Regions from separate parts of the Mus musculus genome. Here regions 1, 2, 3, 4, 5 and 7 are each linked to region 6. The links are chromatin loops, found by intact Hi-C in ENCODE. Cell type or tissue: left cerebral cortex. All regions are shown on one strand. Region 1 overlaps Rnaseh2b (ribonuclease H2, subunit B). Region 2 holds the start of Gucy1b2 (guanylate cyclase 1, soluble, beta 2). Region 3 holds the start of Gm35307 (a long non-coding RNA gene). Region 4 has its middle 41 kb from the start of Dleu7. Region 5 has its middle 7.3 kb from the start of Gm35307. Region 6 overlaps Dleu2 (deleted in lymphocytic leukemia, 2). Region 7 holds the start of Spryd7 (SPRY domain containing 7).

Region 1 (4,000 bases), 680 kb after region 6:
GGTTTATGTGAGCGTGGTTTGAAACAATTCCAGGACATGGTGACAGTCAAAAATCCCAGAACCAGGCCACTCAGTGTCCCTGTAGATGATGACCAGCTATCAGGGCATGTGGTGGCATGCGACAGCCATTGCCATATGAGGAGGGCAAGTGAAATAAATTTGGGTTAGGGAATGCAAGCCAGAAACACTCTGTCATTTTACAATGATACATTTGATGTTAGAATACGCGTGAAGAAGGAAACTTCCCAGTCACTTTAATTTTGAGTTTTAGTTTAGCAAATGCAGAGCATTTTTACAGCAAATATATTTCACCAGGGTATAGATATCCAGTGATGATAATTTTTATAATCTTTATGTAACGACCTGACACTTACTTTGGATACACAGCTTCTCTCCTGTGTAAAAAGTTAAACACATTCAAGTGTATGGATTTTGGGTTTGCAGCTCACTCAACTGAACCCTGTATGCTGCTGACCAAGAAGAGTAGCTTTCCAGCTAGCAGCTCATACACCCGTCTTCTAGAGAACCCCAGGCTTTCTGTCATCAAATTAGTTTTGCCTGCTTGGACCCCTGTGACTTTTGTATCTGTCTTCCTTCCCTCCGTACCACGTCTGCCAGATCCATCCATGGCTGTTCCATGGGTTTTGTTGGCTGGTTCTTAAAAATTGCTTCTGGTTTGCTGTATGCATATCAATGCTACTACTCTCCGGAGGATGGATGGCATTAGGTGTTCCTCCTGGTTTGCACCTAGTAGGAGTTACACCTCTGGCAGCATTCTTTTGAGGCTGTTGGTGGACATTGGCATTCATTTCTTCGGAGTGTCTGTATCCTGGAGTGGAAGCTGCTTTTGGGTGCTTGTTGGGTTAGCTTTAGTTCTGCAGAATGGTTTTCTGAAGTGGTTGATACGGCTTCGTCCTGACTCCAGCTGCCTATGATGAGTCCAGTTAAGCCGTAACCTCACTGATAGTGCTTGGTAAAGCAGCTAGTGAGAATTCCTGGTGTTGGTGAGCCATCAGAAGGCTAGCTGAACACCTTAGTTTAGCTGGGAGAGGGGAGAGCCTCCTTTCACCCTTCTGTTACATCAGTATATTTGATTTTTGTAGTAGGATCCCTAATCATTCTTTTTGCAATCAAACATGTTAATACTATATAGTAGTTTGCAATAATTTGAGGGGTTTTGTTTTGTTTTGTTGGCTGTTTCACTGACATTAATTTCCTTCTTAAAGTGTGTCATAATCGTACCAAGCACAAAACTGAAAAGACTCGATGTTGAATGCATCCCTCAAAGAGAAAGGTGTAGTAGATCTACTGGGAGGGAGGGGTGAGACGCATTGCCACCTGGTTTCTGTTCAAAGCTGAGGTGTCTGTCCTCTCACCTTTTTTTACCCTTCAGGCAAGGTGCTCTCTCACCTACTCATTAGGCTGATAGTGGTTGAGGGTTCTAAAACTTAAAACTTGGGCTTCCTGACTTCTGCTCTTCCAGGTGGCCTTTAGTGCCACCTGCAGGCTCTAAGGGTCCAAACACGTTTGATAGCAGCTATGGGGTCTGCCCTCCAATGTAAGGGCACCGGCCTCCTGGGAGTGAGACTTCATTTGTGAAGGTTCTGAGCTAGTCTGTCCTGGGCTAAGACCCAAAAATATGCTTGCTCTTCTAGTAAAGACTCAAGCACCGTTACTGGCTGGTCTAATACCCCCCGGAACTGCTGTATCGAGGACCAGCCTGGGGAGCTGGGGTCCTGGGTAACCGCACCTGAGGCTTGACTGCTTGAGGGTTCACTGTTCTGAAAGTGAGCAGAGCTTGTATACATTCAGGGCACAGGCAGCTAACCTTGGCTTGACATTTAATTTACATTCAAGTTGCCTCTGGTATGTCCCGAAGGTTACATCTTAAAGTTGATTACAGGGTACTTCTCAGTTTTGTTTTGTTAAGTTGAAGCCTCCTAGACAAAGGAAAGCTGGAACTCAGAGAGTGGACTGTGCTAGCTTCCTTTTCACAGACAAGCTGGGGTGTTGCAGCAAGGTGGAATGGGTCTTTGCATCTGGAATGAGCATACTGCACCTCCGATGTAATTGGGAATGCTACACTGCTGTTTAATTACTCTAAGACCAGTTACTTTGGGAACATGTTATAAGGTTCCAGAAGGTCATATTCTTAATACTGGTTTTCTTTTGTCAATCTGTTGTACACTTGTCTGGTCTACTGAGCTGGGCCAGTTGTGAGAGTTAGTCAGGAGCACATCAGCTCACTAGAGTAGGCAGGAGACTGCCTGCGGCTGTTGGGGAAGACTGTTAACAGGATTCACCTCCCAGGAAATGTGTACATTGAAAACCCTAGAGTTCTGGGGGCGGGGGGGGGGGGAGAGATGAAAATCACGTAGGACTCTTGTATATAGGCCCACATAGCTTGAGTAAAAACGTCCTTAATCAGCACCACCCACTCCTACCTCCACCCCACCCTCCCACCCGTGAGTGAAGAAGTTTCCAGATCGAACTGGGCTTTAGAGCCAGTCCTCAGTTCTGTTGAGTTCCCTCTGGGTACTGCAGAGCTCCAAAGGAAGCTTCCTTGTTTGTCATTTCCACAGGCAACCCAGATGTAATGGCCAGTTTGTTTGGAGGATAAAGGACAGGTAGCCTTTGGGGAGTCCCTGCCTGCCATCCTAGCCATTCGCGGGCAGTAGCTTTTCAGCCTGGGGCATCGTGATGACCACAAATGACATCTAAATACAAAACAAAGCAAGAATTAAAACTATTCTAAGAATTCCCATTTTAGAATTATGTTTTCATTAAAAAGATTTAAAAAAAAAGAATCAGTTATGGAAGGGAAAGCTAGTTTTCCTGTTTCATGATGGAGGACCTTTGCGTTAGCATTATTTCTGACTAATGGCTTTGTAAAACCGAAGAAACCGATCTTTGTTGGGGGTTGGAGGCAAGAAAGAAAGAAAAGTGTGAAATACAGGGCAAAGGAGGGGCTCCTCTAGGCTTTGTCAGGGACCCTAGGAAACAAATGACTTTTTCCTCTTCCCCAAGGGTTGGCACATGAACTCAGGGTAGAAATAGAAGTGGGCCTTTCTCCCTTTGTGTGCACACATGTTTGCGTTTAGAAACAAGCCTGTAGGTTGAAAGCTGCCCTTGCCTTGGCAGGTAGTAGAGAACCTGGCCACTCCATGTGTGGCCTTGAGAATACGTCTGCTCAGCTTCTTGGAAGATTGCTCATCATTTCCTGCAGGCCATTTCTGGGTTGTCCAGCATGGCTCACATTTAACATTTTCCACACGAGTGAACCTGGCTTTGTCTTTATACAGCGTTTCTTGGTGGGGCCCCGCTGACCTTTCTCAGATGGCTGTAGGATCTGCTTCTGACTGTGGAGCACGTTCAGGAGTGATGGATGGAATCCGTCAGTTGGCAGTGGGTAATCTGTTGGTGTAATCTTGTCCTCTTAGTAATCATTCCAAGAGATGTGGAACAATAAGCAACAACTTATGGCTCCCACAGATTTATCCCCTAGGGCAGAGTAAAAAACTCATAAAGGAAAGTAAGCCATGGTCTTAGAATTTGAATAGCATCCTGGGGACAGCAAAGGTGGTCACACCATGGAGCTTTACCAGGGATGTTAAGCAACTGCTCAGTGAGTGTTGTCTGAGGCCTGGCTGTAATGAAGGACACCTGGAAGGTGTGTTGTGTGGTTTGTGTGCTTTATCAGCTGTGTCCTTGGACAAATTGCTGCCTTCGTGCAGAGTCTGTCTTCCTCATTTCTACAGTGGGAGAGCGAGCCAGTCTGGTGGGCTCGTGTTAACTTCCACGCTCTGTCCACCTTAAGCAGGGCCAAAGAACACCCCAGTTCCATTTCTTCTTGCGCTGTTTTCCCTAACACTGTCTTTGCTCTTGTGCCCAATTCTACTCTGGCTTCAAGGTTCCACTTTATTTCCCACAAGGCCAAGTTATGTGCACTCGCCCACCTTTACTTTCTCTGAATGCTGGTGGCTTTTTATCTATCTGCAAT
Region 2 (4,000 bases), 810 kb after region 6:
ATATGCTAGCATAACTCATACCCAGATATAAATGGAGTGTCTGCATTGTCCAGCAAGTTCCCTTGGTGCCCCTATTCAGCCACCCCCAACCTCTCCCACTGCGCTCCTCACTGTACCTGTAGATGGGTTCGCTTGCTCCTAAACTCCGCTCGCAGAGGCTCATACAGCACACCGTCTGCTGTGTCTGACATTTTAACTTTTAGCGTATACTCAGCACACAACACTTCAGACATCACCATCCTTTCAATTAGACAGGTGTTTGTAAATACAACCTCATCACACACACACACACTTCTGATTACATGTAAGCTGACCCAGCAAGACAGACTTAGCATCCTGTGCGATGAGAAACAAGCTTTCATTGTTTAGAGGATACCACATGCTTAAATAAGCTTTAGCTATTGGTTAAGGAAGCAATGCTGGACAAGGCATCTCGCAGGGGCAAGGATCTGCGCGGGCGGAGAAGTCCCACCCTTCTCTGGTTTGACTGACTGTTTTCCCTTTGCATCTGTGTAGCATTGTACGCTATCTGATTGACTCCCCTGGCGTGGCTAACATCTCACTGACAGGTGGCTAAGTGGGGATAAGTGGGCTAAAGGTAAGGCTGGGGTAAAAGCCAGGCTTTCCAGCCAGTCACCATGGGACTGGCTATTGGCCTTGCCATTTGGAACACTGGGGAGGGAAACTGTTCTCCATAGTAGACTGAGCAACAGGGCAAGACCCTGTCTTTAAAAACAAAACAAAATGAAACAAGAGTGTCGGGAGAGCAGCGTTGTGATTGGTGCTTGTAATCTCTAGGACAGCTGAGGCAGGGGAATGGGGAGCTCAAGGCAGTAAGACCCGTTCTCAGAAACAAACAATAATTATTAATAATGATGATAATGATAAATACAGTCTGAAACAAAGGCTCCACATTTCTTCCAGACCTATCTCAATAGTTATTAATTCAGCATGCAAAAGTCAGAGGAGCCAATCCCAGAAGACAGTCCATCCCCCTAAACAGCCACAGCGGACAGCCGTGCTTTAGACCCATCACAACAGCTACGGAAATCATTTGCTTTTAACCACACGCTGCGCAGTACTGGGTCCCGCACATTCCTCCTGGTTTAGGATAAATCACACAAAACTGCTGGGTTTTCACCAGTGGGTGTGAGCAATGTCATTAGATTCTACGTAATTTCCTTTCCTCCTTACTGTGACCCTGTAAAGTTGGTCCTCTTACCATTAACTCCCTCGAAAGACAAAACAGTGGTGCAGAGAAACCAGAGGTTTTCTTGTAGCTGCCACACTGCAGCAGCTTAGTGAATCAAGTGATATCCCTTTTCTAGGAAAGTCAATAATACTTGACTCTTTCAAAAATAAATGAGATGGATGGATGGATGGATAGATGGTAGATAGATAGATAGATAGATAGATAGATAGATAGATAGATAAAAGCTCTCTCAATCAGGTACACTGGAAGATGGAGTTTTGATTTGCATGTGGACCGGGACTTGGGCACTTACTCCTTTCATTTCGCATCAGCGCCTTCGCTTGGGATCCAGAAAGCCAGAAAAAACATAGGCTTTTTCCACAGTGAGGACGTTCACCCACGAGCCCAGCTCGCCTCCAGGCGGCGTGAACCTGCTCTACCTCATCCTCTCTTCAACTTGCTTTTTAAAATTTCAGTCGGTGGCCGACCAGGAATTGTTGGACGCGAAGCGCCATCGTGTGGCCAAAGTTATGTATACCTACAGATCCTAGTAAGGTAAGGGCGATTGATGTTCATAAATCTAAAAGCATTGTGATGTGCAGGGGCTCATTTGAGACCAAATTCAGTCTCTTTCGAGTTTAATTGAATCTGATTTACTTGATAAAGAAGAAATCAGGTGACCTGATTGCAAACAGGTCACACTGTACTTTGCAAACAACTGGTTGGCACTTGAATGCAGATGCTTTGAAAACCTGAAAAATGTTAGCTGCAATAGTGACCACGCCCACTGTGCCTCAGCTGCTGCTGTGAGGACTCCTGCTTCTGCTCAGACCTGATTCTACATCGGGAGCTAGATCCAGGAGCATCATCTACAGACAGGGAGGTGGCGGTCCGGGAGGGGACAGGCCTGTGACTTTGGGGGTGGGGTGGGGTATTTTCATCACAGTGTCTTCCTGAAAGTGATTTTCTTAAATCATTCTTCTTCCAGCAGCGCTTAGAAAAGCATTCTTAGAAAGTTTCTTCCACTACTGTTTTAAGTGTGTGACAAAATGAATAGCCTAGGTGATAATTAATATGCCTTCATTATAACCAGCTAATGATGACTATGGGCCCTGCACTCTGACAGGCAGTGATCATCTAATTATCACCTCAGCACTCTAAGTTAGAACGTTACAGCTGTGCATGTGAGGTGCACTGACGTTCCAGCATCATTACAGAACAGAGAGTCTGAGTCCAGCCTGGGTCTTATCTCAGGCAGACAGCGAGGCCAATGATGCCAGGCATGTTGGCACACATCTTTAACCACATCTTTAAGGCAGAGGCAGGATCTCTCTGAGTTCTAGGCCAACCTACTCTGTGCATTGCATTCTACACCTATCAGCTACATAATGAGGCTGTCTATAAAAGGGGGAGAGAGGCTAGAGGGATGCCTCCACTCACTGTCCTAGCATAGGAACCAGGTTTTAGAGCTAGCAGCTACATTAGGTGGCTCACAACTATTTCTATCCCCAGCTCCAGGGGGATCCGGTGTCCTCTGCCTCCCTAGGCACCTGCAGACACAAGGTCCACATAAACTCATGCACACACACACACACATGTATGTATAAACACATACGTATTTTAATTGAAAATAACAGAGCTAGGCATAATGGTTCAAAGTCATAATCTAAACTATTAGGAGATCGTAATGATAATAATTGTAATAACAACAACAATAGTAAAGTATCATGATTATACTAGCTTCATATTTGGGATAAATAAGACCTTACGTGTCCTCAGCACACCCACAATGCTAACTGCTTGCTTTTCATTCATCTCTCACATCCATCTTGCTCTTCTGCTCCAGGATTCACCGCAGTCCGTGTCGGGCATCTCTGATCACTCTGCTCGGCATTCGCGTCTCATGAATGAATTTAAGCTCTGAGTTGCTTCGATCCTGCCTCACAGCCTCCGGCACAGAGCATGCGCAATACAGCCTGTCTTAGTTAGGGTTTTATTTCTGTGAACAGACACCATGACCAAGGCAAGTCTTATAAAAAGCAACATTTAATTGGGGCTGCTTACAGGTTCAGAGGTTCAGTCCATTATCATCAAGGTGGGAGCACGGCAGCATCCAGGCAGGCATGGTGCAGGAGGAGCTGAGAGTTCTACGTCTTCATCCAAAGGCTGCTAGTGGAAGACTGACTTCCAGACAACTAGGGTGAGGATCTTATACCCACACTCACAGTGACACAGCCATTCCAACCAGGTCACACCTATTCCAACAAGGCCATACCTCCAGATGGTGCCACTCCCTGGTCCAAGGATATACAAACCATCACACAGCCTTAGCCCGAATCCCTCTCTTTTCCCCAGACTCTTTACACAGTGATGCCCCTTGCTGTCTCCAGACCTTATCTGAGTTCTTCACTTTGTTCATTCAGACCAACTGTCCATCAAGCCATCTACAAGGTGTGATTAGTGAGGTTCCAAGCACTGCGGACAGTAGCCCAGGCTACGTTCTCCCTCTTGCAGGTCCAAGTGAAGTGGGGCGTGTTGGTGTGTGAGTGGACGAACTCAGGTTAGGTCGCTGTGAGCACAACCAGAGGACACCTGCTGGTGAGCTAGAGAGTGGCGCTCACTGGTGTGACTGCAAGCTAACCATGGAGAACGAGAGGAGAGAGGAGACCGGTAGAGTCAGAAAACTTGCTCCAGCCAGCCTTCTGCGACTAACTCAGACTTTCCTGTGACAAGTCTTTGGTGACATCTTGTGATACTGGACGCGTATGGTTGAAAAATGAATTCTCCCCCATCCCCCAAAGATGCTCA
Region 3 (4,000 bases), 380 kb after region 6:
TAAATGAAAATGAAATAAATGTACGTAATTTCTCAAAGCTGCAGAATATCAAGTTGTAAGATTTCTGTGTCAGCTCTGTGCTCTACTCTGGGTGACAGCTCTGGTCAAACTATCATCCACCTGCAAGGCTCAGGAATCGAGCGCAGAGAGATTAACTCAGGCCTAGGGCTATAGATTCTGCCGTAATGCATGCTGGCACCTAGTCTCGGGCTCCCTCAGCAAGAAGAGACATCACCACCGTGTCCCCAGAATCAAAGGGAACATGCTCAATATTTCAGTCCCATTCAGCCCCATGATACCATTGATTTCAGCTTGGAAGACACTCTACACTAATGTGTGGTAGGGGACCAGGGCTTGGATTTTATGTGGCTGGATTTCATGAATTCAAATCAAATTGTCATTCTCCATTACAGCAAAGGAATCCGTTTCCTTCCATAATTTAAGACAGGTTTTTTAAAAATTCAGTTATTTTTTTTAGACAAGAATGAACAGCTATATTTATCTTACCATAATATGTCAAGTAGTATTCAAAGTCCTGTGCCTTAACTATTAATTTTGTTCTCATTACATGATGAGGTAGGTGGTCATTCCCATTCTACAGGTGGGTAAACTGAAACACATATTGGTTGGCTACTTTCTTCATAGCACCTTATAGGTGTTCCTAGCAGCCTGGTTTCAACCAACTATCTCACCAACAAGTTGAGGAGGACTACTCACACATTCTGAGGGCTAGTAATGCAATGATTCCAAGCATGCAATCCAAGCTGGTTTCTATCACAGCGGACCCTAGAATTGGCTATTTTTATCACTAATGAGAGTAGAGCTGCTCCTGTTGCTCTCATGGCTGAAGATTCCAGAAGAAAGCTGGGACCCTGGGAAGAGCTACCGAGCCTTACACTTTCCCAGCATCTCAGAGATGACAAAGTCTGACTCTCACTCTCTTTCCTGTGATTTGGTTTCTCTGCCCTGTTTTGACTGCTGTCCAATATATGAAGCAATGTCTTATACATTTCCTCATGTGCTGTGAATGAGGTCTCGAGTGCATAGGGTAAGATTAGGAGCTTCACTGTCCAGTAAGAAAGCTAGCTGTAGCTCCCAGACACGTAAAGCCACGACAGTGGTACAGCTGGGGAGTCTTAAAACTAAGTGTTCTGATTCTAAGCCCAAATGTGTTTCAACCTGATTCCCAGTTCTTTTGGCCATTGGAACTAGCCTCTCATGGCGGTAGCTTCCATGGACAACCTCAACGCATCCACAAAGCCCTCTCCTTGCTCCTTTTAACAAGCCTCTATGACATGGGACCACCAGCCACTGAAACCGGAGCATTCACTGCTACGCTATACATACTATGCTGTGCCTCAGCATGTCACCATGCCTTGCCATGATGGACAGAGGGTGAGATTGTTGGAGCTACCTATGTGTGAAGACACAGGTTGAAGACAGAGTCCATTGCAGGGTGGGGTTTTGTTTCTCTGAGTGTTCACCCTGGAGAGGGCAAAAACTGTCTAGAGGTGGTGTGCTGACTAATTTTTGTTAATTGAACACAAACTAGACTCCCCTGGGAAGAGGGAAGCTCAACTGAAAAACTGTCTTCATCAGGTTGTCCTGTGGGTCTATCTGTGGGGCATTTTCTTGACTGGCAATTGATGGAGAAGGCCCAAACTACTATGCTAGTGGTAGTAGATCTACGTAAGGAAGGTAGCTAGCCAGAAGTAGAGATTAAGGCAGTAAGCAGCCTTTCCCCTTGTTCTCTGCTTTTGTTCTGTTTGGCCCAGGTTTTCCTGCCTTGACTTCTGTTGATGGTGGACGGGGACCATAAGTTGCTCTTAGCCAGTGTTTTGCCACAGCAACAAATGCTAACTAAAACAGGTAGACTGACGGTGCTAGGAGACCAGCATGCGGTCTTGGTTTAAAGTTCACAGGATCAGCTTGGCTGGAGGTTGGATACTAGCACCCCAGCCCTTCCCACAGTTCACCCTATGACCTAGAAGCAGGTTCTAGAACAGTATATTCTCACATAGCACGCCTTAAGAAACTCACTCTTAAGGAAAACTGACATTCCAGGTTCTGACAGGTGAGAGGAAGAAAAGGGAAGCAAATAGAGAAAGAGAAAAGAAGGAGAATAACAACGTCTTCTGTGAAGAACCTTAAAGCTGACATTAACCAGCAATTTCCTCACAGGCACAAGCAATTAGTGGTCCTGGAAGAAAGCAGCAGCCAACACTAAGAGACCCAGAACACCAGGACATCATGCTGGGTGGAAAGTGTGTGCAGCATCAGACACCACGTGCAGAGAGAGAGGCCCTAGGACAGGGGGTCCTGGCTCTGGGGCTCACAGCCGCGGGCTGGAGAGAGGCTCTGCTTCTGAGAGAGATCTGTGAGGCTGTGCAAACAAAGCCAGCCATTCATTTCTTCTATGCTGCGGAGGCCAGTTTGGCAGCAGGTGCCTGGTGAGTGTGTGTAGCTGGGATAGTCTTGGTATAAAAGGGGAACCTGGATGAGAGAGCAGGGTGTGTGTGTGTGTGTGTGTGTGTGTGTGTGTGTGTATGTGTGTGTGTGTGTGTGTATGTGTGTATGTGTGTGTGTGTGTATGTGTGTGTGTATGTGTGTGTGTGTGTATGTGTGTGTATGTGTGTGTATGTGTGTGTGTATGTGTGTGTGTGTATGTGTGTGTATGTGTGTGTATGTGTGTGTATGTGTGTGTGTATGTGTGTGTGTGTGTGTGTTACACTGTAGCAAAGGCTAGGACTTGGTGACCTGTGTGGCTTTGAGATGCTAGACTACCATTGTGACCATGACTTGCTTGCTTATTGTCCCTAGTGAATTCTGCTGCACTTCTTTGGGTTTTACAAGCATCTGAGGCTGGCAGCACTAACTAGCTCACCATTTCAATGTCTCCACCACCCCATTTTGTCCCCCATAGCACTGGAGTGCCAACTTCTTTCTTACTGCTGTTTCTGGGAAAAACATCTCAGTCCACTTCCCTCACTGTGCCCACTAAAAACCCACCCCCACCCCCAGTTTGTACAGGGTGGGCTGATCCACTCCCACAGACACAACGGCCTCACTGCCGCTAGCCCCAAGTGGTTTTCTACCCCGGGGAGCCCATGTCTTTAAATGATAGCCCATGCTTGCAAAAGCAAATGGATCAGACAGGGTCCCAGTGGCCCATGGGGAAGCCCACCAGTTGCCTGTCCTTGCTAGCAAAGCTTTTGCTTCAAACCTCCTTCCAGCCAGACCTCTGCACACCTTCACACACAAGGCTCCTTTTTTGTCCTTACCAAGTGCTTTCCAGGAGTTGGGACATTAAACATATATGAAGACTGCTTCTCACTCGGGATGCAGGCTTCAGGCTTGTGCATCCCTGTAGTCATCCACTGTGTCTGTATCATTGTGTTAAGTCTTTTAAAACACTCACTCCTTAGTTTCCAACCGCTGGCATGTTGTGGTAGCAATATGAGCTTGCTAGAGTGAGAAAAAGCAAGCGGAAAGCAAGTACCCAGCACAGGACCTGGTTTGTGGACAAATTCTAGCTCAATATTAGTTTTCATAGTATTATTGCCTTGTTTTTTCAACCAAGTAACGATCGTGATGGATATGCTTAGGTGGGGACATCTGATGACTTTGTAGGACGGGGAGAGAAACACACATCTCTTCTCTGTTGTCACCGTGCTTCCTTGGCATCTGTACCTCTCTCCTCATTCCTCCACATGAGCTGATCCTGAGCTAGGATCCAAGCGATGATAGAGAACTAGTCTGGCCCCACAGGATGCTCCTAGCAGGACATTTGAGTGTTCATTTGCATGTGTAAACTTGGGGTAGTGCCAAGGGAGCAGGCTGTACCTGGGAGAGGTCAGGGAATGACAGGGGTGCTCAAAAGCCATCAGTGGAGACCTCTGACACAAAAGCTAGACAGTCTTCCCTGCCACCTTTTTCTAGTAATGCAGGTTTGAAGCCCGGGGCTCAGTGACTTTGCTGCTGTCCCCCAAGGCTTTAATCC
Region 4 (4,000 bases), 600 kb after region 6:
TTGCTGTTGGAAAGTTTCCTTGCTTTCAAAAGAGATTAGGAAAAAATGAGGAAAAACAAACAAACAAACAAACAAACCAACCAACCAAAGAGATTAGACACTCTGGACTATGGGTCCCTTCCCATTACGTGTAATTTTAATGTACTAATTGCAACCTACTCTTCTTAAACTGTCCTTGGGTGAAGAAAGGGCATTGAGCATGAAGAACATAGCCACTAGCAGAATCTTTCAAGCAGGGCAAACACACTGTGCATCTCCTGCAAACGAAGCGCTTCAGCAGTGGACAGTAAAGCAGCCAGGCTGAATAAACCACCCAGAGCCTTAAGCGTTTAGTTTGGAAAACACTCCACTCGGTTCTTTGTACTCTCACATCCTTGCATTATGGAAAGTGGGCGTGTGGTTCTTGAGGAGGTGAGGAGAGAGCCATCAATGGTATTGATAACTCTTTGTTTCCTACTGCCTGAGATTCTCCTAATAACCTGATAGATAATTCTGCAGCAAGCAGCCTGGGGCCCTGCAACTCCCTACCTGTGTGAGGTTAGCAGGGAAAAGGCTTAGGAAATGATTGCTAGCAAGCTAAACCGTGGGGGTGACTCAATTTAACATGAATGTTTGGGGAGGCACTACAACTTTCTAGAAATAAGAATTCTGTATTAGGGAGGGTTCTCTAGAGAAACAATAAGATACAATTGATCAAATAAGATAGATAGATAGATAGATAGATAGATAGATAGATAGATAGATAGATAGATAGATATGGGATTTGTTAGAGTGACTTATAGGCTGGGGTCTGGCTGTTCCAACAATGGTTGTCTCCTAAGAGAAAGCCCAAGAGTCCAATGGTTGTTCTGTCCATGAGGCGGGACGGCACAGATGGTCTTTAATATCCACCAGAACACTGAAGAAGTAGGTTCTAATGCCAGTGAAGGGTTGAACTTGCCAGCAAAAGTGAGAGCAAGGATGCAAACAACAAGAACTTTCTTCTTCCAAGTCCTCTGTACAGGCTACCAGCAGAAGGTGTGGCCCAGATTTAAGGTTGGGTCCTCCCACTTCGAATGATCCAATCAAATACATCCTTCACCTAGTAGCTTGAGTTTGGGTTAATTACAGATGTAGTCAAGTTGGCAACCAAGAGAAACCATCAAATATTTGTTCCCTGAGATACATATCACTTGCAAGAAGACCCTTTTACCCTTGCTTTTTAAAATTCCCATCCCTGGGCCAGCCAGATGGCTCTGTGGGTAAAGGTGCTTGTCACTAAGCCTCATGATTTGCATCCAACCCCTCTCAACTCCTTCAGCTCACAGGAGGGAAAGTAAGCACTTATTGCTGTCTTTTGACTTCCACACTCAGGCACATGTACATGTGCGTGTATACACACACACACACATACACACACACACACCACTAAATAAATAGGTAGGTAGGTAAGTAGGTAAAAGATAGTTATTTGGATAGATAGATAGATAGATAGATAGATAGATAGATAGATAGATAGATAGATAGATAGAAAACAAATATTAAAACCCCACAGCTAACGAGATCAGCTTGTTCAGCAGAGACCAGGTAGCCCCCACTTTATACAGCATCTTTTCCCCATCCATCCACCTGCTCCCACTCCCAATCTTACATCATTCCAGCATGTCAACCTTCAGCATTGTGTCTATAAGCCTGTATTTTCCAACTTTGTGTAGCCCTTTTCTGTCTTGTTTTATGGGGAAGGAGATAGAAGGCTGTGTGCTGCCCTGCTGACATGATTAGTTCAAATGAGATCGGTGACTCAACACTGCCCTCTTCTGGTTGGTACGGAAACATCTCATCCCTTTTACTCGACTTCAGCCATATAAGGTGGGCAGAGTCCACAGAGCAGGGTTGGGGTGGGGGTGGGATTAATCAATGCACTGTGGATTGAAATTTAGAATGACTATTAATCCATCTCCCAGTGGATGCATATGTAGTTTCTGGAAAACTCTGATCGAGCATTAAATTCTGATACCTTCTTGTAATGGTTCAGACTTCATGTGGCTTCATTGTCCTTACAGCAATTTTGGAAGCACAAGGTTGAATTCACAGTGATCCAAGAAGTATAGATCCTTCCGTTCCTCCAGTGGTGGCTACTCAACTTCCAACTGATTTACAGTTACTTTTTAAATCTTGAATTCCAAGATTTAATGAAGTTGCCATTGCAACTTCATTTTCAACTAGTATGTTAATAATTGCACCTCCAAGCCAAGCTTGTAGTAGTTAGTGTCTTGACTGTCAGTCAATAGACAGACAAGTAAGGCCTAGTGTGACCAGAGCCCCTGGGGACCCACTGTGAGGGGCAGTCGGGATTGGGAACCAGCGAGGGTTTCCCGGAGAGGTTCAGGGCAAGGTCAGCAAAGAAGATTGTACACACACACACACACACACACACACACACACACACACACACACACTGTAATCTCAACACTCAGAAGCCTGAGACAGGAGGATGGCCAGCCTCTGCCACAGGGCAAAACTCTGAAGAGAAAACAAGCAAGCAATACTCAAGAACAACTAGCACAGCTTATCACTGGAAAGCATTCTCCATTTTGGTCCGCTAGACACAGAACATCAGAGACAATTAAGAGGGGCTGATGGGGCAATTAAGCAGATGCTAGAGCTGTGAGGAAAACTCAGGCCCAAACCAACTCTCAGATGTCAAACCCTTGATCTGAGTGAAGTGTTTGTGTTTGGGAAAGGACGTCATTTATGTCAATGGCTGAGCTGTTATTTTACACAGAAGATAATACCGGGATTTGCTGTGTTTTTTTTCTTAAATTAAATAAAATAATCGCAATATATGTGTTTGCTTCTCCAACACCTTTTAAAATATATTTAAATGTTTTAACTTCTGAATAGGTAATACATATTTGAGTACTAACTGTAAAAAAATGAAGGGTTTACACAACTCCAAGTTACAAATTACAAATGGGTCCTTCCAGGTGTATTTGATATATGTGTGTGTGTGTGTGTGTGTGTATGTACATGTAATTTTGCATTTTATTTACCTATTTCTTGTTCATTTCCCCCTATAACAATATAATGTACATCTTTCATCTTGTGACCTCAAATATTTCCCCATTCACTTTTGTTTCATAGTGACCTTGTCCTGTATGTGCTGTGAAATCTATTTGACCTGTCCTCTATTGATAATATTAAGCAGTATTTATTTAATAAATAACAACTCAGTAATTTGTTGATAACGTAAACCATTTGCAAGCATATCATAAGAAAATTTCTAGACTTGGAAGTACTAGGTAAGAGATGTGTTCACTGGTCACCTGGATAGATACTGACACCCACTGAGCTACATCCCAGACACCAGCAGATAAGATGACCCCCACCCCCACCCTGTAACCCCTGGGCTCAGCTTATTATAAAATGGATTGGTCTCTGTCAATCTGCAGTGAAATTATTTTCTACTAGATTAACGTGAAACTCTCACTTTTAGTGAATACTAGACATTTTTCCTTGTTATTAGATTGTTAGATTTTTCCCTACAGATTTCTATATTTGGATATTTGAATATTTTATATTAATATGTGGCTGGCACAAGTTATGATTTACAATAAATATAAACGGCATACTGGATTTCTTATACAAACAATGGAAATAGTTCAGTTGTGGTATTGCATATCACTTGTTGATCGGAAAATAGATCTGTTTAGCAAAACACAAAATATTATTCAAATGAATTTCACCTTATTACCCCTTAACCTGACTACAGTGCTAGAGAATTTGTAGAGTGACAACTGTTTTGCAGTTATCTTTACTGGGTAGCACAGTTTCAACCACAAGTTTCAATTCTTTGTCAACTTTGTTAAATTGTTTTATATTTATAATTTCGAATAATATTCCTAAGAAGTTTTACCCTGATGTTTAGGTTTGCTTCTCAAGGAAGACCAACTGCTGACATCTACTTCGTTCTGAGTGTATCATTCAGTTACATGTAACGTCACGTGACCCCTTTTAATTT
Region 5 (4,000 bases), 390 kb after region 6:
TAGAGAAAAGTTAGAAGTTTCCGACGGGTTGTCTACGTAGAAAACCCAGGAGATGAGCTGATCCTTTAAGAGAACACCTTGGTTCCTGGACTTTGAGTAGAAGCAGTATCTACACATGGCTAACACTTGGACAAGGCCAAAGGAGTTTCTACACTAGTGAGAAAGAGAGAAAGCCACCAAGAAAAAAAGACAACCAAAAAAATTCACAACAAACATGGACACAAATGTTAAAAATGCCAGCCCCCCCACCTCAATATAGCAAGAAAATTGTAGTTAATTGAGCAAAGACGAAATTGAATAAGTTGGCAATTTTCATTTTTTCAAACTAAGTGTGATCAATATTATCCTAATCAAAATAAGAAAAATGATATATTCTCATGGAAATGTGACTGTGAAGTTGATCTGGAAGCATGGATAAATGAAAGTAACCAAGAAAGAGATAAAGACTTAAAGCAAAAAACAAAAACAAAAAGACAAAAAGCTCTTAATAATGCTTTAACAGAAAAGTCCCAGAGCAACAATCAATAGAAGAGAGTCAAGTCCCTCAGCACACTCAAATGTATGTCAACATTTATTATAATAAAGCAACTTCAGACTGCTGGATGAAGCTGAAGTTTACTCTGATGAGTAGTGCTGGCATAATTCCTTTTTTTTTTTTTGAGGATAGAAAGGGGTTCAAATCATATCCCCAAATAAATTCTTGATGAATCAAATAATTAAAATTTAAAAGCTGAGAGAAGAGAAAATTATGATGAAGTTTCATCAATTCTTCATGTTGAATAGGTTTTTAAGAGAAAATGGGGAAAGATTTATGAAAGAAGACAGATAAGTTTTATACCAAAATTAAAACCATTTATATGTCAAACTTAAAAAAAAAATCATGCGGCAAAAAGTACCCAAAGGAAGAGTGCAACATTGAAGGCAACACATGGTTCACTTAGAGAGCTTCCAGGGATCAGTAACTAGAATATTAATATCTTAAACAAAAATTGCTGTTATTTACAAGAAATAAATTGTATAAGTGGAAAAATTAGACAACAAGCACTGAAAAATAAAGTCCAGTGTTTGTTTAAAATATAATGGGAAGAAGATCACATCTATACAATTAGGGCATAATTTAAAGGTAGGGAAAAATCCAATAATTATATGTTTAGGTAGAGGGTCAGATAAGCAGCAGCTATACAAAAGGCTCAGTGGTTAAGATGTTCTCGGTGCAATGGTGAGGACCACAGTATTGCACCAGGACCTAGGAACAGTTGGAGTCTATGCTGGCTGTAACCCCAGCTCTGCAAAGCTGAGGAAACAGGGGCTGCTGGGGGCGACCCTGCCTCAAAAGACTATGCCAAGGGTGATATCAGAGGACACCCAACACCCTTTCCTGGACTCCATATACATGTATAGCTACATGCACAGTACACATGTACACACATAGGCATGCACATACACAGATACACACACAGACACGTTCACACTCACACACACAGGAACATATGCACACAGACACACATGGACATGTACACACACAGGTATCTATATAAAGACACACATGGGGACATGTTCACAAATACACAAACACACACAGTGACACATATACACACACAGACATACACAGAGGCATATATACACCCAGACACACATACAAGGACATGTACACACATTTTCACACAGAAATGCACAATACAGACACAGACACAGACACAGACACACACACACACACACACACACACACACACACACACAACTGTTTAGAGCCAGGAATGAGGAAACTCTCATGTACCTCAAGAGGAAATGTGAGATTTTAGGGCTGAAATATGGTTACATATCCAAAATCTTAAAGTTGTAAATGCAGGCTCACCTCATAATTCCTCTGCAATGAATCTATCCTGAGGGAAGTTTTTTTTGTTTTGTTTTGTTTTTTTTGTTTGTTTGTTTGTTTGTTTGTTTTTTTTTAAGAAAACGATATTTAAGGGTTTTGGTACAAGCACTTTATTGTAGTGTTATTTATAACTAAAAATGTATCAAAACGTGTTTAAAGAATTACAGTACAGTTACAGATTGCAGAAAATTACACTCCCAAGGATATTCAAAAATTTTAAAGAAATATAAAGTTAATATGAAATGAAACCAAAGAGGCTTCAAAGCCACATGGCTTGGGCTCTTCATGTATGCCTGCATATGTCCACCCATGGGTATGTGCCACCCATGCAGAGATTGGCACAAATGGATCGACAAGTGGTTGCCAGGATAGTGAGTTTGTTAGTGGGGTTTGTAACCTTATTTGCTTTTTGTTTCAGTTTTTTTTATGAACAAAAGCTATTAGCTTTATTATCATAAATATTAGTTTTGCAGTTCTCTCTGCTACCGAGGGCTCCCCCTGCTGTTCACTTGGGAAACATGAGGGCTTGGCTTTGATAGTCCCTAATTGTGATTCCCTTTGTTTTCTGGAAGACTCTAATCTTTGGCCTAGTGGCATTCTCCATGTCTCATTAACCTTGAGTGCAAGATCTTTTAATTTGCGTATTTGTAATGATAGGTCGTTATTAGTGGAGATATAATTCTTGCACACTGATCATTTATTTGAAAGGATCACTCCCATGGCTTGTCAGATTCCGAGACATTTTCACCACTCCAAGCAGAAGCCTGTACCATTAGCCACCAGTCCCCCTCAGCCCTCCCCCGCCCCTGGTAAACAGTGCATGGCATTCAGGCATGAGCTTGCCAGCTTCAGACATTCTATAAAATGGAGCGATTGTGAGCCTGCCTGTTGCATCTGGCTTTCCTCCCTGTCTTACAGTCTTCAAGGCTCGCCCGTGCTGCAGCTGAACTTTGTTCTTTTTACCACTGAATAATATTCCGCTGTCTAAATACATCACTGCAGCCTATTTATTCACTAGTTAATAGGCATTTAGATTCTGTTTACCTTTTAGCTATTTTAATTAATGCTGTGATGAATATTCATGCGTACACTTTTTATCTTGCATCTTAAATTCCCTTCAGTGAAATGCTAATGCATATTGTTACTCGATATTTAACATTCGGAGAACCAAGTCTTTTTATCACTCCTGAAGGAGAGCGCGTACTCACTGCCAGTCACCAGAGAGGGAACTGCCCAACTATTCCAGAGTGACTACATCATCCTGCATCAAGTGGAATCTTTCTGTGGTTTGATTTGCATTTGCTAATGACTATGGGTTTCTTGTAGGTGCTTTTTGGCCATTTGCACATTTTCTTTGGAGAAATGTTTATTTATACCCCCTGTCTCTTTTTAATTAGGAAATTTGTCTCTTTATGGTTGAATTGCAGTCATTTTCCCTCCATATCCAATGCTAGACTCCTGCCAGGTATGTGATTTATAGATTTTTTTAAATATCCTATGATTATTTTTATTATTTTGAAATATTTTTAAAACAAAATATCTTTTAATTATTAATCAAGTCCAAATATCTCAGTCTCTTTTGTTGCTTATGCTTTTGGTATCACATCTAAGAACTCATTGGCTGAGTCGCAGGACACGACATTTTCCAGCTGTGATGCCTTCGGCATCTCATGGCTTCAGTTCTTACCTTTAGGTCCACATGCACTCTGGGACTATCTCATTTTAGCATTTGACCATGGTGAGAGGGAGTCTCACCTTCAAGTATGTTCTACTCTTTCAGCACCATCTCTCTGTAAGCATGGCATTGCCCTTACTGAATTGCCTCCATCTCTTTATTAAAAATAAGTGCGTGCATTCTGCATCTCAATCCTATCTGGTGACCAAAATGACTGGCAAATTTCCAACTCAACCTTTGGACTGTCTGAAACTTTTATGTGAAAAGGCAGCTGAGATTTTGGTAAAAGAACAAGGAAGGATCTATGGACACAGAGTTATAACATGGAATCCCAAGTCTGTGAGGACAGACAAGCTAACATTATTTATGCTCTTTCTCTGAGTGGTGTTTTGCAATTTCCTTGTATATAAGTTACCATGTTAAATCTATTTCTAAGTTCTTATTAAATG
Region 6 (4,000 bases):
TCGAGCCCTGGGTGGCCGCTCAGGAACTTAAAACCGCGTATCGCTGTCGTGCTCTCGCCCTCCGCCAGCGCCTCCCAGATCTGTCACACCTAAGCCTAGAACCATCTCACGAGGTAGGAATTTTACGGTTCAATCACACGACCAGCGGGCGGCTGTCACACCCCGACGTTTCCCTCCACCCCAGACCTCGAGGTGTGCGACCAGCCCACCATGCACAAGCCTTTGGATTCTGAACTGGAGACGGAGCTTTCGGTTCTGGATTGGAGCCGAAGATGTACAATCTTTTGGACGTCACTAGGGTACTTTTCCAAAAGAAAAAAAAAATAGTGCTAGAGTAAATTATGGACTCACCAGATAGGTTTCCCGTTGTATGAAGCCCCGAAAAAGTTGTAAGAGCCACTGGGTACTGATAATGTGGTACGCATTGTTATCAAACGCTTTGTGGATCAGGTGTCTCACTGCCCACAACACCTCTATGAAGTAGGTATTATTTTTGTTTTATGGCTATTGAAACCTGATGTTCCGATTATAAATTCTGCCGTCTTGCAGCTGGTGAGAGCAAGCTAGGTAAACCGCCTTTAAAAATGACTCTATAACAGGACAAAAAAAATGAAGTTAATATTTTAATTTTTCTTACAAAAGCATCTTTTGATCCTTTGCTTGCAAGACATTGTCCCTTCCACTAGGCTAATTAAGATGAAGTTTTTAAAAAGAAAAACTGCCATTGCTCCTAGATGACTATAGGGCTGTGTTTGGTTATGTTTCACTTGATTCTCATGGATTTTTAAAAAATGACTGTGAGTGTTTTGTTTACATGTGTGTATGTGCATCTTATATGTGCCTTCAAACATCAAGAGAGGAGGGATTTCCTGGAACTATGCTAAAACTAAGCCTGGGTCCTTGGCAAAATCAACAAGTGCTCTCAACTGCTGAGCTATCTCTCCAGCCTTATCAAATGTTGCTTTTCAAAACAGAACCCAACAGTTTAAAAATCAGGGATATTACTATGTTTGCTCTAGTTTTTATTATAAAAACAACTTGTGATGAATTGTAACTTTAAAAAATATCTTCTTTATGGCTTTGAGGCTGGCCTAGAACTCAATTTTGTAGCCCAGGCTCAGGCTGATAATCCTGCTTCAGTCTCTTGAGTGCTGGGATTACAGGTTTGTGCCACCACACCCTGCAGAATTGTAACTTTTGAACATAAAAAAAAGATACATCTTGTTATTATGTCCGTTAAAGCCATGGATATGAAACTTAAGCACCAAAGAGGAAGTGCACTGGAGAAGGCGTCCATGGTTTGCATCAGTGAGGTACAACTGGAAAAGAAGAGACTTTAGCAACCAAGATCAAGACTGACATGGCTGAATAGTGTTCGGCCATCTACGTTTGCTCCGACTAAAACTTATATGGCCATCTCATTTAGAATATTTAAGTCCCATATAGTTAAGATTCGTTTAAAATCTTAACAAACCACAAATCCTCATTGAGTCATTAAAATGGGAGAAAACAAACTCAAGTAACAAAGCTCTGTGCGTCAACAGAAAGCCACTGGGGAAAATGATCTTTCCACCACAAGAGGGTGCACATTCCCGAGTTACATTTCAAAGGGAAAAAAAAAAGATTTTTCTATCAGATCATCACACTCAGGATTTAAAAGCTTGGAAGAATGTCCAATCTGAATTTTATAACTCCAAAACATGTCACACCTTATGAGACTAACGAATCCCACTCTTTAGATAGTAATTAGTATTTGGATATCAGGGTGTACATTCCCATCTGTATTCTAGAAAGGCGTTATCATCTCTGTCTGCCCACTTCCACCCACTCAGTTTAAGTCTCTGTATACAGCAATACTCTCTATACTTCTGTAGGACCCAAGCCACATTTAAAACCTGGAATGCAATCACCAGCGAGCGAACGGTAAATGTGGATACTATGGAAAACAGGTCTTGACATCTCAGCCCCCACCCCCCACCCCCTGCCTTCCTACTATTTCACATAGGAAGTGCAACTGATGGAACACTGACTTCAGGATATTAACTTAGTTAAAAACTGTAAAAGCACCCTCATTCAAGAGAGACTCAATGTCAGAATCAGAAACCCTTTTGAATGGTAACTTGAAAACCACAGATTGTTTAAACACTGCTTAGCGGTTTGCAGGTTTAGGTCTATTGTTCTTGCTTTTTGTTTTCTCCTAGACAGGCTCCTCTATATAGCTCTGGTTGTCTTGGAACTCACTATGTAGACCAGGTTGACCTCAAATTCACAGAGATCTACCTGTTGCTTTCCCAGTACGGGAAGTAAAGGTGCATACCTCTGTACCCAGTTTTCAGCACCCTTTTATGTTCCTGTTGTTAAAAAACCAACTAGAGTTTCAAATCTATAAAATGTTATTAGATCATTTGCTGCCTCTTGTAGGGAAACAAGTTCTCTTTCTCCCTAAATATACATTACTTGCCTGTGCCCCGCCCCCTTTCTTCTGAACTTTTCACAGGCAAACATGGGTCCTAGCTCTTCATGTCTATATTCCTGGGAGTGCATTTCCTGACAGCCTGATAAACATACACTTGAACAGCATTTTTACCATCATGTTACAATTTTTGAGGTTGGCCCTTTATAGTATTCCTCCCTCCCTGACAGGTGCCTGTCTCGGCCAGGGAATGCTTTTAATTGTCCTATTTCTTTTAGCATCCTTTGTTCTGGAAAATTTCCACTCTTTGTCTTGTAAGTCCTTGATGTATTTGAAGGATACAGAGTCACACATTTTCAGAATAATGTTCACTCCATGTTTCCTTACAGTTAGATGGAGACTATGCATTTCAGCCTTCAGTACTGCACAGACTCTGTTGCCTGTCCCTCAGAGTGTCACTTGTAGAACATGACACCCATATATTACTCACTGATGATCATAATTTTGATCCCCTTGTCAATGTGTGACCACTGTATAGTTACTCTTTTTTCATTCCTGGAAATAGACAGCAGTTTGTGGGGACATTATATCCCACTCATCAGAAGTTCCTTTTATGTTCAGCATTCATAATTGCTTATATAGTTTATATGATGGATGCAAGATGATTGGACAAATCCACAGCCCCTCTTCAGTTTCAGCCTATAGTACTCTCCTGTAAACAAAGCCCTTCTGGTTCCCTGCTTACTATTCAGAATCTATATGAGTACATTTGAATTCCTGTTTCTCCACTTCTATATTTGCTTATTCTCATTTATGATGTCCATCTACAAATATTTTTCAAAATTCAGATTTTTTATGTGCATATTTTGCCTATGTACATCATGTTATGTCTGGTGCCTTTAGAGGTCAGAAGACAGACAGTATCAGATCCTCTGGAACTGGAGTTGTGAGCCAACCTGTGGGTGCTGGGACCCAAACAAAGATCCTGTACAAAAGCCACAAGTGTTCTTAAGTGCTGAACCATCTCTCCAGCCACTCTGCCCATATTTTATTTGTATATTTGTGTACTGTTTTTCTGAATCACTTAGGGTAGGTTACATATACCATTGCCTTTCACCTCTAAGGTTAAACTATATAATTATTTTGATATTCAAATTGTCTTATGTGTAACTAGTAGAAGCACTTTCTTTTGTAGCTTCTGTTAACATTACTTCATTTTTATTTTTAAAAAGCACTCCCTTAGTTGCTTGTATAATGAGATAGTACATTTTTATCTCTTACTTAAGTTTGCTTTTCCATGGAATAAGCCTTTTCCTTTTTAAGAGGGCTGTTTCCATGTTAGTGGAAAATGATCTTAGGGAGCAAGGTTCAGTATGCTTACTGGTACTGGATTATCTGCTTCTTGCAGCTTGTAGGAGACAGTCCTGCAAAATATATTTGCGTGTGTGTGTGTATGCTCACAAATATTTATATACAAATCTTATAATCTGTAAAGGATATAAATTTAATTTTAAATTACATATAGTTTAAAGACAACTATAGTGACATAAAGTTCTAGATAAAAGAAATGAAATCCCCAGCCCTCAG
Region 7 (4,000 bases), 94 kb before region 6:
CCTGGAACTCACTTTGTAGACCAGGCTAGCCTCGAACTTAGAAATCTGCCTGCCTCTGCCTCCCGAGTGCTGGGATTAAAGGCATACACCACCACGCCGGGCTCCAAATATATTCCTTAGGTTGTATAATTTTATGCTGAACACAAGCAGTATGTTTCCCATGTTTTCAAGTTAAGGCCAATCCGCATTTGAATCATTCTTCTAACTCAACACTTCTCTTCCTTTTTATTGTGATTCTCACATCAAGCTTGAAGGTAGTTTCAATTTATTGTAAAATAGGTTAAGAAAAAAGTTCCACGGAAGGGAAGAAATTGAGAGACCATATCCCGGTTCTTCACTCAGCACCTGAGGGTGCTGGATAGCACAGGAGAAAGGGAAACTGCAAAGATACAATGGGTCACTTAGTTCTTCCTAAAAGAAAAAGGCCAGGAATAAGGATTGTTCTACATAATAGACAGCACAGCATGGGCTCAAAAGTCACTACAGTCCTGCAGTCTTATCTCAGCCCTTAATACAGTATCTTATCACCTAAAAGTCATATTCATTGAGTGAATAAATTAAATAGAAATGTTTCCTGAGAGAAAGTACAAGATCTGAACATCCACTGTCTATAGTGATGGATAGGGGCTTAAAGGTATTTAGTACTGAAATTCTGTACTAGAGACTGTAAATTTGTGGTGGCACTGTACACCATAGTAAACGACGACTGCGTATAGTACTGCAATAGAAAATATAATGGGCAATGTTTCCAGACTTGTAGATTATCTGGGCAGAAAAGAGTTTTGTTGTAGATATTAAGAATGCTTGTGTTACTTAAATACAGTCTTTTAGACAATGAGGTATTTGGGGAAATCAAAAAATGCATTAGTTTATTGTAATAATACACAAAAAGACAGCACTCTAACTGAAATAATTATTCTGGGAAATCTGCCTGGATAATATTCCAGAAGCTTGGAAAGGGTCTAAGAACTGAAGTAATCCTATGTAGAAAAAGATGCTACAGGGGGGGGGGAATGTTGGATGAGAAATTATTATTAAATTAATTATAAAGCCATTGGGAACTGGAAAAAAATGGATGAGAAGGAGCACTGTTCTATTTTGCAATCGCTTGGCCCGATGGCGAGAGTCAGATAAAATTACAGCGTTCCCAACAGTGACTAAGGTGTCCAGCAATGGAGATTTTAGTGGAAGTGGCTTGTTACGACCTGAGGCTCTACTCCAGGCTTCTGCAACCGGCCCTGTTTGGGCTTCAGGAAGTGAGGGGAAAATTACTCCCCCAGAACAAGCTTCAGCCTATATTTGATAGTGCTGAAGACAGGACTCAGCAAACACTAGGTGACACTCGACACCCGGGCACTGATGGCGGGCGGGCGGGCGAGCGCCCCCGCTTCCTCACCTGGGAACACCTGACTCCTCTCTGAGAGATTCAGCCCTGGGAGGCTGGCACAGCCCATGCCCGATGACCGAGGCCAGAGAGGCCACAGGGGGCTGCGTGGTCACGTGGTCCCCGCCCCATTTCCCTCGGCCCTCGGTGGGCGGTTGGGTCCAGTCGGGAGGCCCTTACCCATGTGCTGCGTGTCCAACTGTACGGCCGGCATCTCCTTGAGAGGAATGTGGCCAGTCCCGCCGTCCCTGCAGCAGCGCAGGCAGCACCACGCCGACGCGGCCATGGCGTAGCTACACAGCCCCACCGCTCCGCCCGCGCCCGAGTGCTTCTGGGTCGCGGGAGCCTCGCAGCCCGCACAGCGACGCCAGGGCCGGGAGGCGAAGCGGAGACTGAGGCGAGGTCCCCCGGCGAAGGAGCGAGGACCGCCCGGAGGGGCGGGGCGGTGTCGGGAGGTGGGCGGGGCCAGCGGCCAGCCCAAGTCAAAGAGGGTGTGGCGGGTGGGCAGGGCGCTGTAGAGAGCCGAGCAGGGGCCCGGGCTTGACTGACTGAAAGAGGGCGGGGCCAGTGGCCTGACGCCTGGAAGAGGGCGGAGTTGGGGAAAAGGTCCGGGTTTCTGAAAGTGGGCGTGGCCAGTGGCCTGACTGACATGGGGTGGGCGTGGCGGCGTGCGCAGGCGTGCTGCGGCGTCCTCCCCTAGGCCCTGTGGCTGGCAGGTGAATGGTGGAGCTGAGAGTCGTCGGGATTCCCTGCGGCTGTGGTTGTTGCTGGTTTGACAGGGCCTTCTGTGCTGTTTATAGGGTCTGGAACTCCAGCCCTGACCGCCTCAGCCTCCGTAGTAGCTCCGTGCTGTGTCGGCGCGCTACTGGTAGCTGCCTGGGGCGGCTCCGCAGTGATTTTTAGGGATCGGCAGACCTCCTTTGGGCATGGAGCTAATAAAACGCCCGGGAGTTTTCCGTCGGAACTCTCCGGCTCTCCGCATCCTGCCACGCAGACTCCGAGGACCCGGTCTTTGGGTGTGCGGCGAGGCTCTTCGCATTTTCCATGCACCGGCGTTTATCATTGGGTTGATTGCTGCGTGGACCCAGGACTTGCAAGCAGTCACCCTTATGAGGGGACTACGGGAAGGGGTCGGGACAGGGCCGAAAGACGACTTTTTAAAAAGTCATTATTGTATATTCGTGCTCAGGACGTGCGTTCAGGCGCTCTCGTGCCACGGCAAGGTCTGAAGACAACTCTCAGAAATAGGTTTTCTTCCCCCTACCTTGGAGATCCGGGAATCGAACTCAGGTCTTCAGGCTTGCTTTCCGATCAGACAGTCTTACTCAGCTTTCTGGTGCACCAATGGTTCCTAGAAATGTGAAGGGAATGCCCTGAGAGAGGGTGAAGAGAAACTCAGCTCTTACGGGGGTCTGCTGCTTCCTATTACCATATCGAAGGAAGGCCCCAGTGGGGGTCACTTGTTATCTGTCTGTCGTTATCCCTCACACCCCATGGTGTCCCAACAGAATCTGGCTCAAACCTCTCTTCCAAGATAAGATTCCCACCCTGGAAGTTTTCTGGGTCTTCATCAAATCCTGGAAAACTGAACAAAAATTCCCAATTCTTTAGTAATGGTTTCCCATACATAACCTTTTAGTCACCTGAGTGTAAATATACTTTATTGAGATTTTTAGCCATAGGATGAGGGAAAAATTTCAGACTTTGGTTTCTTCTATTTATAAAAATATTTTTAGGGCTGGAGAGATGGCTCAGCAGTTAAGAGCACTGGCTATTCTTCCAGAGGTCCTGGGTTCAATGCCCAGCAACCACATGGCAGCTCACAACAACTGTCTGCAACTCCAGTTCCAGGGGATCTGACATCCTCAAACACCAATGCACATAAAATATAAACAAATACATAAATAAATATTATGATACTAAGGGAGATATCCAAGGCTTTTTTTTACTTTGAGACTTAGTTATTACAGAATTAATACCCAAAGTAATTGCTAAAATAATTTCAGACTATCCCCTCTCCCTCACTGCCTCTATATCTATTGAAGTACTCTTGATAATCCTCTCTTTCTCTCTCTCTCACTCTCTCTCTCTCTCACACACACACACACCACACGATAGACTTTTTGCAACATTTCAAGCTCAATACTGTCCCTACTTTATAGATGAAGAAATAGGTTAAATGACTGTGCAATTTCACAAAGGTAGAAAATATACAAAGTATGATACAAACCCCAGGGGTCCAACTCCAGCCCTTTATTTGCTTCACCACATCTTTTAGCATCTCAGATTTTAAAGTTTAAACTTAAAATTAAGGTTACAACCCTCTAAAAATATTCGGTTAAAAAATGCAAATTTGTGCTTCATTTTTTTTTGCATGTTTCATTAGTCTTCACATTAGCTAATCTGCTATAACATATGTAAATAAAATTTGTTTTATGTCCGACTTTCCAGGTAAAGATGGCAGAGCGCAGTTACAGCTTCTTGCTGACTACACTACATTCAGCCCATCTAGCAAGCTTGTCCAGATTGAATATGCTTTGGCTGCAGTAGCTGGAGGGGCCCCTTCAGTGGGAATTAAAGCTGCAAATGGCGTAGTATTAGCAACTGAGAAAAAAA

The links. A loop is a pair of places that touch in the nucleus more often than their neighbours do. Peaks named below come from ENCODE experiments on the same cell type or tissue, not always from the same donor. Only the 100,000 strongest peaks of a DNase experiment are listed, where the experiment ranks them.
Region 1: a loop joins it to region 6, with 2.4 times the contacts of the local background. A loop is called at or near these places in 4 of 42 quality-filtered maps.
Region 2: a loop joins it to region 6, with 8 times the contacts of the local background. A loop is called at or near these places in 13 of 42 quality-filtered maps.
Region 3: a loop joins it to region 6, with 2.0 times the contacts of the local background. A loop is called at or near these places in 18 of 42 quality-filtered maps.
Region 4: a loop joins it to region 6, with 7 times the contacts of the local background. A loop is called at or near these places in 13 of 42 quality-filtered maps.
Region 5: it touches region 6 in a loop (3-fold over the local background); 18 of 42 quality-filtered maps call a loop at or near these places.
Region 7: a loop joins it to region 6, with 2.7 times the contacts of the local background. A loop is called at or near these places in 9 of 42 quality-filtered maps.

The regions. Positions count from the first base shown.
Region 1 is chr14:62,332,589-62,336,588 of GRCm38, forward strand. The region is part of intron 1 of Rnaseh2b (ribonuclease H2, subunit B); the gene reads left to right. Among named protein-coding and RNA genes, the nearest start is that of Rnaseh2b, 2.5 kb to the left of the region's middle. In left cerebral cortex, a CTCF peak has its summit at 1,504 (motif pointing left); no DNase peak of the experiment used is centred here; H3K4me3 peaks cover 288 bases; H3K27ac peaks cover 286 bases.
Region 2 is chr14:62,455,960-62,459,959 of GRCm38, forward strand. It overlaps Gucy1b2 (guanylate cyclase 1, soluble, beta 2), which reads right to left and starts at 330. Exons shown (of 17, transcript NM_172810.3): 1 at 117-330. The coding sequence starts at 239. It overlaps Gm41172 (a long non-coding RNA gene), which reads left to right and starts at 508. Exons shown (of 3, transcript XR_874685.1): 1 at 508-598; 2 at 1,669-1,747; 3 at 3,039-3,221. In left cerebral cortex, CTCF peaks have their summits at 1,681 (motif pointing left) and 3,817; DNase peaks (open chromatin) are centred at 201, 444, 1,144, 1,664 and 1 more place; H3K4me3 peaks cover 1,647 bases.
Region 3 is chr14:62,032,507-62,036,506 of GRCm38, forward strand. It overlaps Gm35307 (a long non-coding RNA gene), which reads left to right and starts at 2,361. Exons shown (of 3, transcript XR_383481.2): 1 at 2,361-2,450. In left cerebral cortex, no CTCF peak of the experiment used is centred here; a DNase peak (open chromatin) is centred at 2,394.
Region 4 is chr14:62,250,414-62,254,413 of GRCm38, forward strand. No RefSeq gene overlaps it. Among named protein-coding and RNA genes, the nearest start is that of Dleu7, 41 kb to the right of the region's middle. In left cerebral cortex, CTCF peaks have their summits at 1,793 (motif pointing left) and 1,997; a DNase peak (open chromatin) is centred at 1,772.
Region 5 is chr14:62,040,140-62,044,139 of GRCm38, forward strand. No RefSeq gene overlaps it. Among named protein-coding and RNA genes, the nearest start is that of Gm35307, 7.3 kb to the left of the region's middle. In left cerebral cortex, a CTCF peak has its summit at 2,373 (motif pointing left); DNase peaks (open chromatin) are centred at 2,376 and 2,726.
Region 6 is chr14:61,649,189-61,653,188 of GRCm38, forward strand. All of the region lies in intron 1 of Dleu2 (deleted in lymphocytic leukemia, 2), which reads right to left. Among named protein-coding and RNA genes, the nearest start is that of Mir15a, 19 kb to the left of the region's middle. In left cerebral cortex, a CTCF peak has its summit at 1,564 (motif pointing right); a DNase peak (open chromatin) is centred at 1,566; H3K4me3 peaks cover 370 bases; H3K27ac peaks cover 1,133 bases.
Region 7 is chr14:61,554,957-61,558,956 of GRCm38, forward strand. It overlaps Spryd7 (SPRY domain containing 7), which reads right to left and starts at 1,930. Exons shown (of 5, transcript NM_025697.4): 1 at 1,565-1,930. The coding sequence starts at 1,670. It also overlaps the pseudogene Gm4118. In left cerebral cortex, CTCF peaks have their summits at 1,309 and 1,991; DNase peaks (open chromatin) are centred at 1,979 and 2,694; H3K4me3 peaks cover 2,340 bases; H3K27ac peaks cover 1,464 bases.